Regions from separate parts of the Homo sapiens genome. Here region 1 is linked to region 2. A link is a contact called in ENCODE Hi-C or POLR2A ChIA-PET data. All regions are on one chromosome and are shown on one strand. The core of a region is the stretch at or near the end of the contact, and the rest is flanking DNA. Distances in the headings are between cores, read along the strand shown. Region 1 holds the start of LNPEP (leucyl and cystinyl aminopeptidase). Region 2 overlaps LOC101929710 (a long non-coding RNA gene).

The links. A loop is a pair of places that touch in the nucleus more often than their neighbours do. ChIA-PET counts read pairs that join two places held with the same protein, here RNA polymerase II (POLR2A). Pooled maps may share reads with other maps.
Region 1: a map of CD8-positive, alpha-beta T cell shows a loop between it and region 2 (5-fold over the local background). The contact joins the promoter of LNPEP here to the enhancer-like site in region 2. A Hi-C loop is called at or near these places in 3 of 168 maps with a recorded cell type or tissue (CD4-positive, alpha-beta memory T cell, CD8-positive, alpha-beta T cell and naive thymus-derived CD4-positive, alpha-beta T cell) and 8 of 50 pooled maps. POLR2A ChIA-PET finds 5 or more read pairs at or near these places in 1 of 52 experiments (H1).

The regions. Positions count from the first base shown.
Region 1 is chr5:96,934,560-96,941,316 of GRCh38, reverse strand. It overlaps LNPEP (leucyl and cystinyl aminopeptidase), which reads right to left and starts at 5,237. Exons shown (of 18, transcript NM_005575.3): 1 at 5,143-5,237. The coding sequence starts at 5,161. It overlaps LOC124901030, which reads left to right and starts at 5,242. Exons shown (of 1, transcript XM_047417984.1): 1 at 5,242-6,757. The coding sequence starts at 5,242. The coding sequence ends at 5,946. It also overlaps a transcript of ERAP1 not described here. RefSeq lists silencers at 4,704-4,783, 4,914-4,983, 5,924-5,993, 6,434-6,553 and enhancers at 5,574-5,883, 6,184-6,323, 6,634-6,757.
Region 2 is chr5:96,533,025-96,540,456 of GRCh38, reverse strand. The region is part of intron 4 of LOC101929710 (a long non-coding RNA gene); the gene reads right to left. It also overlaps a transcript of CAST not described here. Among named protein-coding and RNA genes, the nearest start is that of PCSK1, 100 kb to the right of the region's middle. Within about 2 kb of position 2,861, at least 5 of the 41 ENCODE cell types and tissues checked have a DNase peak (open chromatin) inside an H3K27ac peak, as active enhancers do; they include CD8-positive, alpha-beta T cell, where a contact is called at or near this core.

The DNA.
Region 1 (6,757 bases), core at 3,988-6,487, 400 kb before region 2:
CAGGAGTGAGCAGCAGGCAAACAAGTGAAGCTTCATCTCTACAGTCAGTCCCCATCGTTAGCATTACCACCTGAGCTCCACCTCCTGTCAGATCAGTGGTGGCATTAGATTCTCATAGGAGCACGAACCCTATTGTGAACTGCGCATGTGAGGGATCTAGGTTGTGTGCTCCTTTTGAGAATTTAATGCCTGATCTGTCACTGTCTCCCACCACTCCTAGATGGGACTGTCTACTTGCAGGAAAACAAGCTCAGGGCTCCCACTGATTCTACATTATGGTGAGTTGTATAATTATTTCATTGTATATTACAATGCAATAATAATAGAAATAAAGTGCACAATAAATATAATGCACTTGAGTCATCCCCAAACCTTCTCCCCTTTAGAATATATCACAAACTAGAAAGTATACATACATCCCCCCGACTGTGGTCCCTGGTCCCGAAAAGTTTGGGGACTGCTGCCCTACAGTTTTCAAGTCATGAGGTGACTAATTGACAAAACATAGCTGCACTGACCTCACCTCGACTGCCAAGAACCACAGGCCTCATCTAGGTCCATCCCAACATCTGGGGTAATCTTGGCTAAACTCTTTCAAATCTCAATTTCCTAATGTTTTCATAGACAGGGTTAATACTGCTGTTTCCTAATAGGAGTATTACACTAAATTAGTAGACATGCAAACAGTTATGAACAGTTTCTGTACATTTATTTCATAATTAGAATACTGTCTTAGACAAAACTTTATTGCTTTTTTATTTCTTCTGTGTTTCCATATTTCATATTAGCATGACAACAAAACTAGGTTCTTCTATTCATTTCTCTTATTTAGGTAAGCATTATCTGATGACGAGGTTGTGGGTTTTTTTTTTTTAATGTAACTGTGTCTAGCAGAAAATCTACTTGTAAATGGGCATTCAAAAGATAGCTGTATGATTGAATTACTGAGCAGAAAATTACCACTTATTTTCTATATAATTTCCTTATAACCAATCTCTCTGGTTATCTATCTTTCAGGCTGAGTTCTCAAGGATAACCTACAGATAAATGATAATCACCGGTTATAAGAGTTTCTAAAATATGCTGTTTTTATGCATGTATCAAGACAGTTTTTGGAAACTGGCAAGTAATAGCAAAGAACTTTTCTACCACTAGTTTCCAGTTAAAAACTGGGCTGTTTCTAGCTATAGCTTTAACCCTAGATTGTTAGTGATGCTAACACTTAATTCCTAACAGTCTTATTTCCCCCAAATAAAATTAAAAACTTAAGACAGAAAGATAAAAACAGGATTTAACTTATATTCCATCACACAGAGAAACTATGAGCTCCTATTTCTTAAGAGTTGTCTTTCAATGTGGAAATTTATCATAGAGCAAAAGAAAAATAAAAACAAAATGTGGTATGCTCACATTTTTGAGAAGTGATGCTAAAAATTTTTTTTTAAAAAGACTCACATATCTATAGAACAATTGTTATTTGTAAGATTAAAAGATGGAATCACAATTTTATACTGTATTACAACCCACAAATATCTCATTTGTTGCCCAGACTTCCCATTTTTGAAGTTGAAAAATACTTTCAACTGGATACCAATCTGAACATGAAAGCAAAAATAATTTTTTAAGACAACTAAGTCCTCCTTGTTTGATTATGCACCACACTGCGGTAATAAAAGTGATTCATAGGACCTACATTCATATGAAAAAAAAAACTATTTATGTTTTCAGTTCTGGGACCTCAAAATGCCAAAATACCAACCTTTAGATATACTTTAGAATATATCACAAACTAGAAAGTATATATACTTTCAGCTGGGCGCGGTGGCTCATGCCTGTAATCCCAGTACTTTGGGAGGCTAAGGTGAGCGGATCACTTGAGGTCAGGAGTTCACCTGGCCAACATGGTGAAACCTCATTTCTACTAGAAATACAAAAATTATTTGGGCATGGTGGCGGGCGCCTGTAATCCCAGCTACTCGGGAGGCTGAGGCAGGAGGATCACTTGAACCCGGGAGGCAGAGGTTGCAGTGAGCTGAGATTGTGCCACTGCACTCCAGCCTGGGCAACAGAGTGAGACTGTGTCTCAAAAAAAAAAAAAAAGAAAGTATACATACTTTCTAGTATGTATTTCATATATAATCAGACCTCCTTAATCAGATTCTGAGGGTGAACCTTAGCATTTGCATTTCTTAAGATGAATTTAAGTTTTTACAAAATATACCAACCCTGCATGCAAATGAAGACAAAAATCTGGATAAACATCAAAGAATTATTTAATCTAATATCTCTAACCAAAAAAGCAGATAGTTGCCTTCAATTTTTTTTTTTTTTTGTAATATACAAATCACTATTACTTAACAGTTTTACCTCTACCTGCCTAATAAGACATAATCATTATTGCCAAAACAATCTTAAGTACTGGTCCAGCACATCTCTCTTCATAAAAAAAGCCACCAAAGATCCAAACCCAGACCAGATGTCCAGACTTCAACATAATAGCAATCCCTCCCAAGGACAAAGCCAAAAATAGATCCTGAGCTAAATGGGAATTCCTAGCACTAAGATCCATCCTTATAAGCCCTTTCCAGGGATATGCATTTTAAATGGGTTGCAGAAGTATGTTACCTGAACAGGTTAACATAGGATATTCATCAAATGAACCAATTATCAACAGGTAGAGAGCAGGGCCCAACAAAAATAGGTCATACCAGTGGCAACTTTGGACAGAAAACAGGGAAACTACAAAAAAAACGTACTGGAATAGATGAGTATTGAAGGCTAGAGTGACAAGATATAAGCTAAATTCACTTCCTTTACAAATGCATAGGTCAGTAGATGGAACCACTGACAAGATTTTAACTAAAAGATATGTGGTCCTAAATTACTGAAACTGTTTTTTGTTAAGCTCATACACCTCTCTACATATATAGGGATACATGAAAAAGTGTAAGTGGGAAAGATTCCATTAAAAGAGGATGAACGTGTAACAAAATCCAATACCAGGCTTGATAAATCTTGCAATCATAAATTCTATGGATAATGAAATACTCTGCATCATCACACCCAGACCAATGGGAGCATTATACATGCATTATTTTTTGTACTCAAAAGGATGAAGTATATAACTGTCTACTGTACCATGTCATTTGAAAACACTAGAAAATTCTACAGCAATCCTTCAAAAGTTTTCAAATAAATACCCTGTCCATCTTAAACCTGAAAAGCACTTCAAATTGCTAACATTTAATTTCTTATTGACTGTAGATATTGTCGTTTCTGTTTTCCTTGTAAAAGGATGCTAAATAAGGCTCCAAGGAGTGATTGCTACATTAACCAAAATTATGCACTGCCAAGCTGTCTCCAGCATCAACTCTGAAAGATAGGAAAGAATCAGAAATCCAATTTCCTACATGAAAGTTGAAGCATTGCTTCTTTTTTTGTTCTCTTCTGTGGGATTTTTCCATTGTCCTCCCAAATGTGACAGTTTGCAAATACCCACATCTAGAAGCAATCTAGAAGCATATTCTATAAGAGAAAAGACACCAATTTTAAAACTTGAGAAAGTACTTTAATTCTGTAGGCAAAGGTTCAGCAAATCAGCTAGCACTAATCTTGACCAAATGGGTGAGTCAGCCTCATCACAGAGATTTTTTTTTTAATTTAGATGAAATTTCACATTTAAAAACATGGTAACTCCAAGCATTCTTCCAAAAACAAAGAATGAACATTGGAATAGTCACTTACAAGGACTTAACGACTTGTATTAAACATATTTTACACTAAAGTACTAGATGGTCTCTAGTTCATTTTAGCTCAAACCTTCCTTAATTCTTCGAGTAACTTCACCAGACTATTCTTTAAGTCTTAGTAATTACAAATAGAACCTGAATGAGAAAGAAAATTCAGAATTAAAGTTGTTATCAGTAAGCCTAATTAAACAGTGCAGACAGAAAGATGGCAGTAGAATAAAGCATTCTACATTAGGAATAGGGAGAATATAATCAGTAGTTCACAGCCCCATGAATGAAGCACAGCATACAACAAAGTCTGGCTGGGATTTGGGATAAAGTGGACAATATCTGTCTGCTCTTGAGTGGTAACTAACAAACTAAACAGGGATATAGACTGTGGCCCCTATTAATGTGATACTGTACCTGAAGTAACCAACCACACTCAGCAAAACATGTCAACCAGAGACTGAATCCTCTTTTAGTGAGTCGTCTCCCTTACTGGCAGTTTTCCTACTTTCTATCTTAAAAGGGAATCCACACACTCAACACCGCAAAACGGTAAGACATCTCACCCCTATATTGTGGCTCTGGCACTTCTGGTCCGCACAAAAGCCATGGTTCTAACTAGGGTGGGATTTATGCTCCCCGTTCAGTGAAGGGCTGTGGCTGTTTGCAGGGTGCAGGCTCCCTGCGTTGACTCTCGCTTCCTGTCACACAGTGGTATCACCACCGTGACGGACCCTTGACATTAACAAGTCTTTGACTGAAAAACTGATGTGATCTGCAGCCAGTGAGGGGATGCGTGGTGGCCCTGCCGAGTACCTCGGCAGGGTCAGGAGGGTGGCACTGTGGCCAGGCACCTCCGCGGCACCGAGCGAGGTGAGCAAGCCTTTCCTGAAGTTTCCCTTCCTTCCACAACATTAACCTGCCAAGCCTCCCACCCCCACCCCGCCCTATTAGGAAAAGTCACGCCGGCAGCTCACTGAAGGGCAGGGGGACAGCTCCTGGCGCCCCACAAAAGTTGGGCTCGGCAGCTGCCACAACTTAACGCTCCTACAGGAGAGTCGGGCCGACACCGCCTCCTCCGGGGGCAAACCTGAGCTGCCAACTTTCCCACTGCCCACTCCTCTGCGCACAGCAGCCCAAACTTTGCTGTTTGCCCACCGGCCGCACCCCGGGCGAGCGGCGGCGGCGCTGACCTTCAAGCCAGCCCCGGGTCCCGCACTGGCCGCCGCCCGCCCCCCGAACCTCCCTGCCTCCCCCAGATCCCCTCTCCCTGCCTCCCTCAGCCCTCGTGGGAAGCCCGCGGTGTTGGGGGAGACGGCTGCAGCCCGACCCCGCGTGTCACGACTGCCCACGACCCTCAGGGCTCCGGAGAGCCCGGGTCCCGGCGCCTCGGCAGCCCACTCACCATTGGTGAAGGGCTCCATTTTCCCCCCGCCGCGGCTCCTTACAGCCGGAGCGCCCGAGCTTCCTACTCCGAGAGCTGAGGCGGCCCAGCTGACTGAGCATGCCCAGCGCGGCCTCCAAGGGCTGCCAGGGAGGTGCCGCGAGGGGCGGCGCCGCTCCGCCGTTCCGGGTTTTCGTGGCAGCTGCAGAAAGAGCGAGGGAAGCAAGAGGGAAAAGCACAGTCAAACCCCCTGCTGCTCCGTGGACAGGCGAGGTGGGAGCGGGTTCGCGCTGGGGGCGGGGCCTAGGCGGGGCCGGGAAAGCCCAGCCCCTACCTGAAGTGGACCCGGCTGCGGCGCTCTCCCCGGCCGGGAACGGTGTTCAGTCACTCAACAAATGTGGAGCCCTACTGCGACCCGCCCGATCCCGGACGCCGAGACACCCGCACTGCGCCAGAAAATCATGGTCCCAGTCCCAGGAGCGGACATTCCAGAAACAGACCATAAATAAACACAGAAGACACACGAGTGTAAAGTCAGTGCCCCGCTGCGAATTAAATCGGGGTGATGTGATGGCGAGTGAGTGGGTAGTTAATTCGGATGGCTTGGTTAGACGAGGCCTCGCTGAGCAGGTGCCACTGAAGCCGAAGTCTGAAGGCAGAGCAGGAACCTGCGGGCGAAGGTCGCTATCTGAACCGCGAATCGCTGGTTTCCCTGGGGAGGTTGGCCGCGGAGGGATCACTGCTCGAAGGACCGAGGGAGCGGGCGCTGTAGGTGTTTTCGGCAGAGATGCCCGCCCGCATCAGAGTGCCTCAGGAGGGCGGTGAGGAGGAGACGGAAGAGAGGGCGGGGACCTCGCAGGGCCGAGGGCGCCCTGGGGTCCAGTCCCGGGGCTGGCGGCTGCCTTGCGGCCTCTAGGTGCGGGCGGATAACAAAACCCGGCGCCGGATCGCCCGGCCCGGGTCGCGGGCGCCGCAGGATGTGGGCAGAAGGCCCGCCTGTTCCGAGCCTTAAATCAACACCTGCGGTTCCCGGGGGTGCTACCACTGGGGCCCGCAGCAAGGCTCCGCGGCGCTAGGCCCGAGAAACCGAAACTCCCCTAGTCGCCCCTGCCCCCCAGCACTCGCGCCATTGCCTCCAGCCCCGAGCCACCATTGTTTCCAGTGCCAAATCGGGCAGCCCCGCTAGCCTCCGAGGCCGAACCGCCAGGGGCCCCATAAGCCCCGAGGAGGCTCGTCGGGAACCGCTTCCTTATCCTCTCGGTATGCGCATCGCCACCACCCTCGCTGCAGAGGCCGCCGCCCTCCCAGCGCGCCATCACCGCCTCCTCTGCCTCTTCCCCTCCCTCAGCCCCGGCCCCTGCATTGACTTGGCTCGGGCTGCGCCTCACTGCGCCTGCCAACTGTCACACGCTCTGAGGCTTTCAACAGCGGGGCGCCAGGGACAAACAAGCCGCGGCAAGCGCAAACAGCCTGCTCAAACAGGGACGGCCAGGGTGTTGTTTGACCAGCACTGGAATTGGAAACTAGGTTTCGAAGAAGTCAAATCGAAGTACAATATTGTATTTTAAACTGCCTGTTGTTATTACATCCCTCACAACGCACGCTCTACTTGAAACTTCCAGTGGATACCAACTGC
Region 2 (7,432 bases), core at 1,612-4,111:
CTCTAAAAATAAAGTCATTAATAAAAAGTTACTGCAAGAATAAAAATAAAGGTAAAATAAATACTGTTTCAGACATACAAAATCTGAAAGGATCCATAAACATCAGAAATGTGCGATAAGGAAAAAAAATGTTTTAAAGAGTCCTTTAGGCAGAAGGAGAATGATAACAGATGGAGATAGGGGTTATAAAAATAAATGAAAAGCAATACGACCAGTAACTACATGGGCTGACTTTTTTCCTTATGATTTAAATATTTAAAAAATATAATTAACTGTTTAAAAGAAAAAAATAGAAACAACACATTGTGGAGCTAATATGTATAAACAGATTTATAGCCCACAATAGCATAAGGCTAGGAGGGGAGAAATGGGAATATATTGTTATAAGATTCTTATACTACACATATTTGAAGCTATACTATGGTAAGATAAAGAGGTATACTATAAATACTAAAACAGCCATTAAACAAAGCTATGTCCAATAAGCCACCAAAGAAGAAAAAATAAAATCATGTAAATAATTAATTTATGATAAGGCAGAAAAAAATAAACTAAGGACAGATTGCCCAAATAGAAAACAAGGTGGTAGACTTAAACCCAACCATCTCAGTAGTCACATTAAATGTAAACGGTGTAAATACACCAATTGAAGCCAGCAATTGCAGGATTAGGTTTAAAAAGGAAGATCAAACTATGTGCTGTCCATGAGAAATCGATTCTTTTAGATTCACTTTTTATTTATTTATTATTGATACAAGGAAACTCACTTTTAATATAAGTGGTTCAGGGCAGGAGACAGGGATGAAGAGGTGAAACGCAGGGAATTTTTAGGGCAGTGAAACTGTTCTGTGTGATACTATTATGATGGATACATGACATGACATGTTTGTCAAAACCTATAGAACTTTACAAGACAGAGCAAAAATAAAAGGATGAAAAGCGATGGTTAAAAGTAAAAGGATGGAAAAGTGATGACATAGAAACATGAGTTGAAAGGAAGTTTGAATGGCTATATTAATATCAAAGTAAATTTCACAAAAAACAAAATTATTTAGAATAAAAACTGTCACTTCACAAAATAATAAAATGTCAATTAACTAAGAAGACATGCAATTCTAAATATTTATGCACTTAATAACAGAATAAAAGCTGCCACTTCAAACAATTGGCATGATATAAAGTTTGCATTACCCATTAGAATAGGCTCTAAGTGTGTTGTTTCAAGACTTTGACTCTTAAGTTTTTCGGTTTTTCTCAACAACTCACTATATCCCTGAACTTTGAACACTATGAGTCAGTTCTGCTGAATCTTAAAAAATGGTGATATTTTGACATTTGCTGTGATTGTCTTCATACATACTTTTATGAGAAAATACAAATAAGAGAGAATAGTCTGGATTTGTTTTAACTGCAAATGTTAGTCATTGATTTAGCAAGATCTTTATAATGAAAGTTCTGTGGTCTATTTCCTATACAATTCAGAGTGATATGCTGCTACCATATTGACCAAATATGAAGTGCTTCCTCTTTGGGTGACCTGATAGCAGCAGAATACCTCTCTGAGTCATTTGATATTGATTTTTGATCTTCACTTCCTGAGATTTTTTTTAAACCCCAAACTGCAAATTAGAGTAACTTGATATTTCTATGTCTTATGATGTGATACAGAGACAGTATCCCAAAGCTCATTTCATTTCTGAGGGAGCGGTGTGTGTGTGGGGGGGTCTTATGTATGAGTGAAGAGACAGTGTTTCAATGTTACATTTTCTGTTTTTTTTTTAATTTAAAAAAACAGATGTTGCAAAACAAGATTGAGGTTAGTCCAGGACCATTTTTAACTACTTGAACATCTCCAAATCTGCACATTAATTCTGACTATATTATCAATTCAGAAATTCAAGAGATGTTCCAAAGTTTAATAACATCTTCAAATGCTTTTAGGTAATTGGTCATTTACTTTGCTAGCCTAGTGTTTGTTGTTTTTAATCTGCATGCTTTTCAGTGATGTCCAAAGCAAGTTGATTTCCAAAAGGCTTTCCAAACCTTATCTTTTCTAACAGATAAATATGAGAAAAGCAAAATTCTTTTACTTTCAGATAGGTATGATATAAGGATCATATCCACATATTGCTACGTAGTTTCATACCTCTATCAATTACTATTCACTCACCTCCTTTCCTAGATGCTTCAAATTAACTGGTAATTGTATCCCTTTAAAGAGCCCATCCCTAGAACTTGACACTGCTCTTGATAACCTATGTGGAGGTTTGAAAGGAAGCTACTCGCGGGAAGGCTTGAAGGACACCAGGTGACCTGGTTTGTCTAACAAACAGTTTTTCTTTTGCTGGCTGTTTAACCAGTCTTTGCCTTGTGTGTAGATTGCATGCTCTGACTGGGGTTTTCAGAGGGGTGGGAGAGAAAACAGATAGAGCCTGCCTACTAGAGAGGTGGAGAAGAATGAGGCCAAGTGAAAGAGAGGGCTGAAAGCATGAAAGCTACTGCAGGGAGATATTTTAGGGGAGGAGTTGACAGGATCAATATGGATATAAAGGATGCTTTTGCTACATGATATACAATATAATTTTGCTCCCCCCCTCAAAAACATTAGCAAATATAAAAATTAGGTATCTACAGTTTTGATGGGGAAAATGTGCTGAGACTGGTCTTGGGAAAAAAGAACCATGGCCCAAGTGACCGAGTGACAATCAGATTACTCCTGGAAGCAGCACTTCTAAAACAAAGGAAGAGAAAGTTATCCACCCTTTGTTTTTCTGCCGCTTCAAAGATGGCAGAGTCTATAGTGACATGGAGAACAGTGAAATGAGATGAGGTTAACCTCTTTGGAGAGGAAATGATGAGTCAGTTGCCATGGGAGTTGAAAAGATAAGTTTTTTTTTTCTCTTCCTGTGTTGCTCACAGAAGTATAGTAACTGAAGTGTTTTAATAAAAAGTTCTCATCTCAAGGCCATCAATGGCTCATCATACACGTATGTGACTCCAGCAATACAAATTAGATGGTTTTTCAAATCATAGCACAACTGAAGGGGAACAGAGAGTACTTGGAAAGCTTAAATGGGGGCAGGAGGGGTAGTCTATTGCTTCAACTTTAGTAAAATGTGTTCAGACATTTTAATAAAATCTGCTGAAAACAGGCAGACTGGTTTTATATCTTTTGGTAAAGAATCCAGTTCAAATAGAGTTGTGAGTAAGAGTAGCTTTTGGGCGAAGTGAAGGATGGTAACTGAGTTGGGTGAAGAGGATATGGGACAGAGCTCAGCAAGGGTGGGCTTCAGTCTGGCATGAAGCCAACAAGGCAGCAGGCAGTCAGGGAAGTTCAAATATTCCAGCCACTGTATTGAAAGCTTCTTTTCTTTAGAAGCAGCCTCCATATTTTAGTCGTATTTGTATTTCTCCAAGACCATACATAATTAAGTGCTTAATTTGAGCACTGGGTAGATTCAAATTATAAGAGAATTAGAGTTCTGGGTGCTCATAGGAGAAGATAGCTTGGCTTAATAACTTTTATCAGTGGAAATGAGATCAGAAGTTCCCATGCCTGCCCCATATCTGATTTAAATCACACGTTATATTCTTACTTGCTTCCTTCTTTCTATAAAAAAAATTTATACTGTTACAAATATCCCTCCATCAAAATGTCAGACCATTACCTACTCAATTATTTGGGAGGGGAGCATTTCTCATGGTATTATCCCAAATTATGATTAGAATTTCCAAGCTGTCATAATGCACAGATTTAATAGGACAGCTCAAAAAAGATTTACTTGAGAAATGTGATGAATATAGAGAAAGAAAAATGTATCATCACTCTGGAAATCCATGGATTTTCTTCAACTGCCATACCTGTACCTTACTCTTTTCCACTTCTATAATTACCTCTCCTTCCTTACTTCTATGCGCCTATTAATCCTCTACAGACCAACTTGCATCACCATCACTCCAGTAAAATTTTCTTGTCAAAGACATCATTGATCTCCATGTCGCAAATACACCAGGCATGTCTACAACTTCATCTATTCAACATCTCACTGCCTTTGGATACTGTTGTTCCACTGTCCTCCTCCTTTTATTTTCTTTTGGAGACGGAGTTTTGCTCTTGTCGCCCAGGCTGGAGTACAGTGGCACGATCTCGGCTCACCGTAACCTCCACCTCTCAGGTTCAAGTGATTCTCCTGCTTCAGCCTCCCTAGTAACTGGGATTACAGGCGTCTCTCACCACGCCTGGCTAATTTTTTGTATTTTTAGCAGAGATGGGATTTCATCATGTTGGGCAGGCTAGTCTTGAACTCCTGACCTCAGGTGATTCACCCGCCTAGGCCTCCCAAAGTGCTGGGATTACAGGCCTGAGCCACTGCACCCAGCCCTCCTCCTCCTTTTTCTTTAAAAAAAAAAAAAAAAAAAAAAAAACCTTAAATATTTAACATATGGTTATTTAACATATAGTTAAAAGATTTAAATGTACTAAAGGGCTCCTCATAACAAAACAACAGTATCTTCAATTGTCGGTTTTAACAAATAAAAGTAGGTACCACTGAGGACATACTTAGGTTTAAAAAGTGTTTATTTGGCCAGGTGCAGTGGCTCACGCCTGTAATCCCAGCACTTTGGGAGGCCGAGGCGGGAGGATCACGAGGTCAGGAGATCGAGACCAACCTGGCTAACACGGTGAAACCCCGTCTCTACCAAAAATACAAAAAATTAGCCGGGCTTGGTGGCGGGCGCCTGTAGTCCCAGCTACTCGAGAGGCTGAGGCAGGAGAATGGCGTTAACCCAGGAGGCGGAGCTTGCAGTGAGCCGAGATCGCGCCACTGCACTCCAGCCTGGGCGACAGAGCGAGACTCCGTCTCAAAAAAAAAAAAAAAAAAAAAAAAAAATTGTTTATTTACATAAAACTCAAATTTAGCTGAGTCTCCTATATTTTACCTGGCAACTCATGCCACCATGTCCTATGCCTGTTCTTCCTCCCCAGAGGCAATATTTTCTAATTTTAAAAAGCTGTTTGTTCACTTAGCTCCATATTTCTAAATAACATTTTTAAAATACTGATTTTTTACATTTTATCTTTGCTTCCACAATGATAAATGAAAAGTTAGCTCCCTTATATTCTTCCCATTTCCCTCTTCCTTATGCTTTCAGTATTCGCTGTGCCAATTATTGTTTCCTTACAATATTTAGCAAAATGCCAACACTGTCATATTCTTATTACATCAACCTTAGGTAACATTCTTTGACTTTTGCTAAGGTGGGGAAATTAGGCTTCTGCCCACGTTTTCTTTTTTCCACTGGTTCCTCTCATTCTCTGCTTTCTGTATTTATTGAATTTACAAGGTTGATACTATATGCCATTTGTTCTGTAAGAGTAATTAGGCCTACAAGTTGATTCTAAAAACTGAAAGTCAATGAAATGTTTACATTATTGTGGCTTTGTAAATATTGTTCCCTGAAGAGCCAATAATGCCTACTGTAGTTTTCTTTTTCTTTCTTTCTTTCCCTTTCTCTTTCTTTCTTTCTTTATTCCTTTTCTTTCTTTCCTTCCTTCTTTCCTTCTTTCTTTCTTTTCTTTCTTTCTCCTTCCTTCCCTCCCTCCCTCCTTCCTTCCTTCTTTCCTTCTTTCTTTTCTTTCTTTCTTTCTTTCTTCTTTCTTTCTTTCTTTCTTTCTTTCTTTCTTTCTTTCTTTCTTTCTTTCTTTCTTTCTTTCTCTCTCTCTCTCTCTCTCTCTCTCTCCTTCCTTCCTTCCTTCCTTCCTTCCTCTCTCTCTCTCTTTCTTTCTTTGATGAAGTCTCACTTTGCCGCCCAGGCTGGAGTGCAGTGGCATGATCTCAGCTCACTACAACCTCTGCCTCCTGGGTTCAAGGGATTCTCCTGCCTCAGCCTCCTGAGTAGCTGGGATTACAGGCACGCACCACTACACCTGGCTAATTTTTGTATTTTTAGTAGAGATGGGGTTTCGCCATGTTGGTCAGACTGGTTTTGAACTCTTGACCTCGTAATCCGCCCACCTCAGCCTCCCAAAGTGGTGGGATTACAGCCTATTTTTCTTTTATACTTCACCGAAACAGGACAAGTAACGGTTTCTTAAAGGTTACCTGTGATATGGAATCTGACATCATATAGTTGCAGTTTTCATACTCTGTTACATTTAAATCCATCAATCTATCTCATACTTTAAATAGATTTTTGCTCGTGTATGATTTTGTGACATCATGCATTGGTTATTTGGAAAATGTCGATTCAATGTGATTTGCAGATCCTCCAAATGTTGACACATTTCATTTTACACTATCAAAAGATAACATTTGTTACTATTACTACTGAGCTCATCAGAAAAACTTTAAGTATTAGGAACCTGTCAGGTTCATACTGGTGGGTGCAAATATTCCAAAATTCTAATTTCTGCTTGAAAGTTTATATTTTATCATTGACAATATACACTGTCAATTGTTTTCTTGGAAGTGACAGGCTCATTTAATTTATTTTAGGAAATGTCTGCTAAAACTTTAAGTTTGACTAACCATAGTCTAGCAATTGTCCAATCAATTAAAAATGGTGTAGGATGGCCAAAGTATCTAATTCAGCTCACAACTCAAACAATTGCACAAGTGCCTATCCCTGGGTACACTCACATATTTGAGTAGACTGTAGTTTATGCACACTTCTTGTTTTGACACAGAGAATATTAAAAAAATATATTCAAGAGTCAGGATTAATAAAGTTAATATTTTTGCTGCTTCATCAATGACCATCTGAATGAAAAGTGGCATTTTGTTTTTTTCTATGGAAGTGCATGGCCGAAAATTTGGAGCCTACATGTACTGCTTGGTACCACCATGCCGTGGTTTGCTAAAGTATCTGCAATTTTTCTAAGTGTCAGCAGTTTTGGCCACCATTGCTTATGCTCCATCAGTGCGAATCTCGAAGCAGTGAAAAAGGCATATTATGTCTTAATATTATTATAAAATAGCTTTGATTTTAGACTCCCTGAAAAGTTATTGGTGTTCTCCAGGGATTCATGGGACACAATCAGGGAACTATTAGTCTAGTTTGGTACTGGAGACTTTCCTCTGTGGGCCTTCTTTTTTCTCTCTGAGCTCTAATCCAGAGATTTTCCTTGGTAGTTCTGCATTACAGCTGTTGCTTTCAGGATTCCAGGTTATCTTTTTGTTGTTTCTTACCTCTTTGTTTTCTTACAGCACAAAATTTATATGTTAGTAAATTTTTCTGAGTCCTTGCATATATAAAAGTTCATTCATTCCATCTTTACACATGAAGGGTTAGCTGAACATGGAATTATAGTTTGAAAATAATTTCTACTAAAAATTTCTCATTGCTCTGTTGTCTTCTAGTGCTCACTGTTGCTATTTTGTCGGCAAGAAGATGATTCTATTTTTATTTTTATTTTTATTTTTTTTTTTTT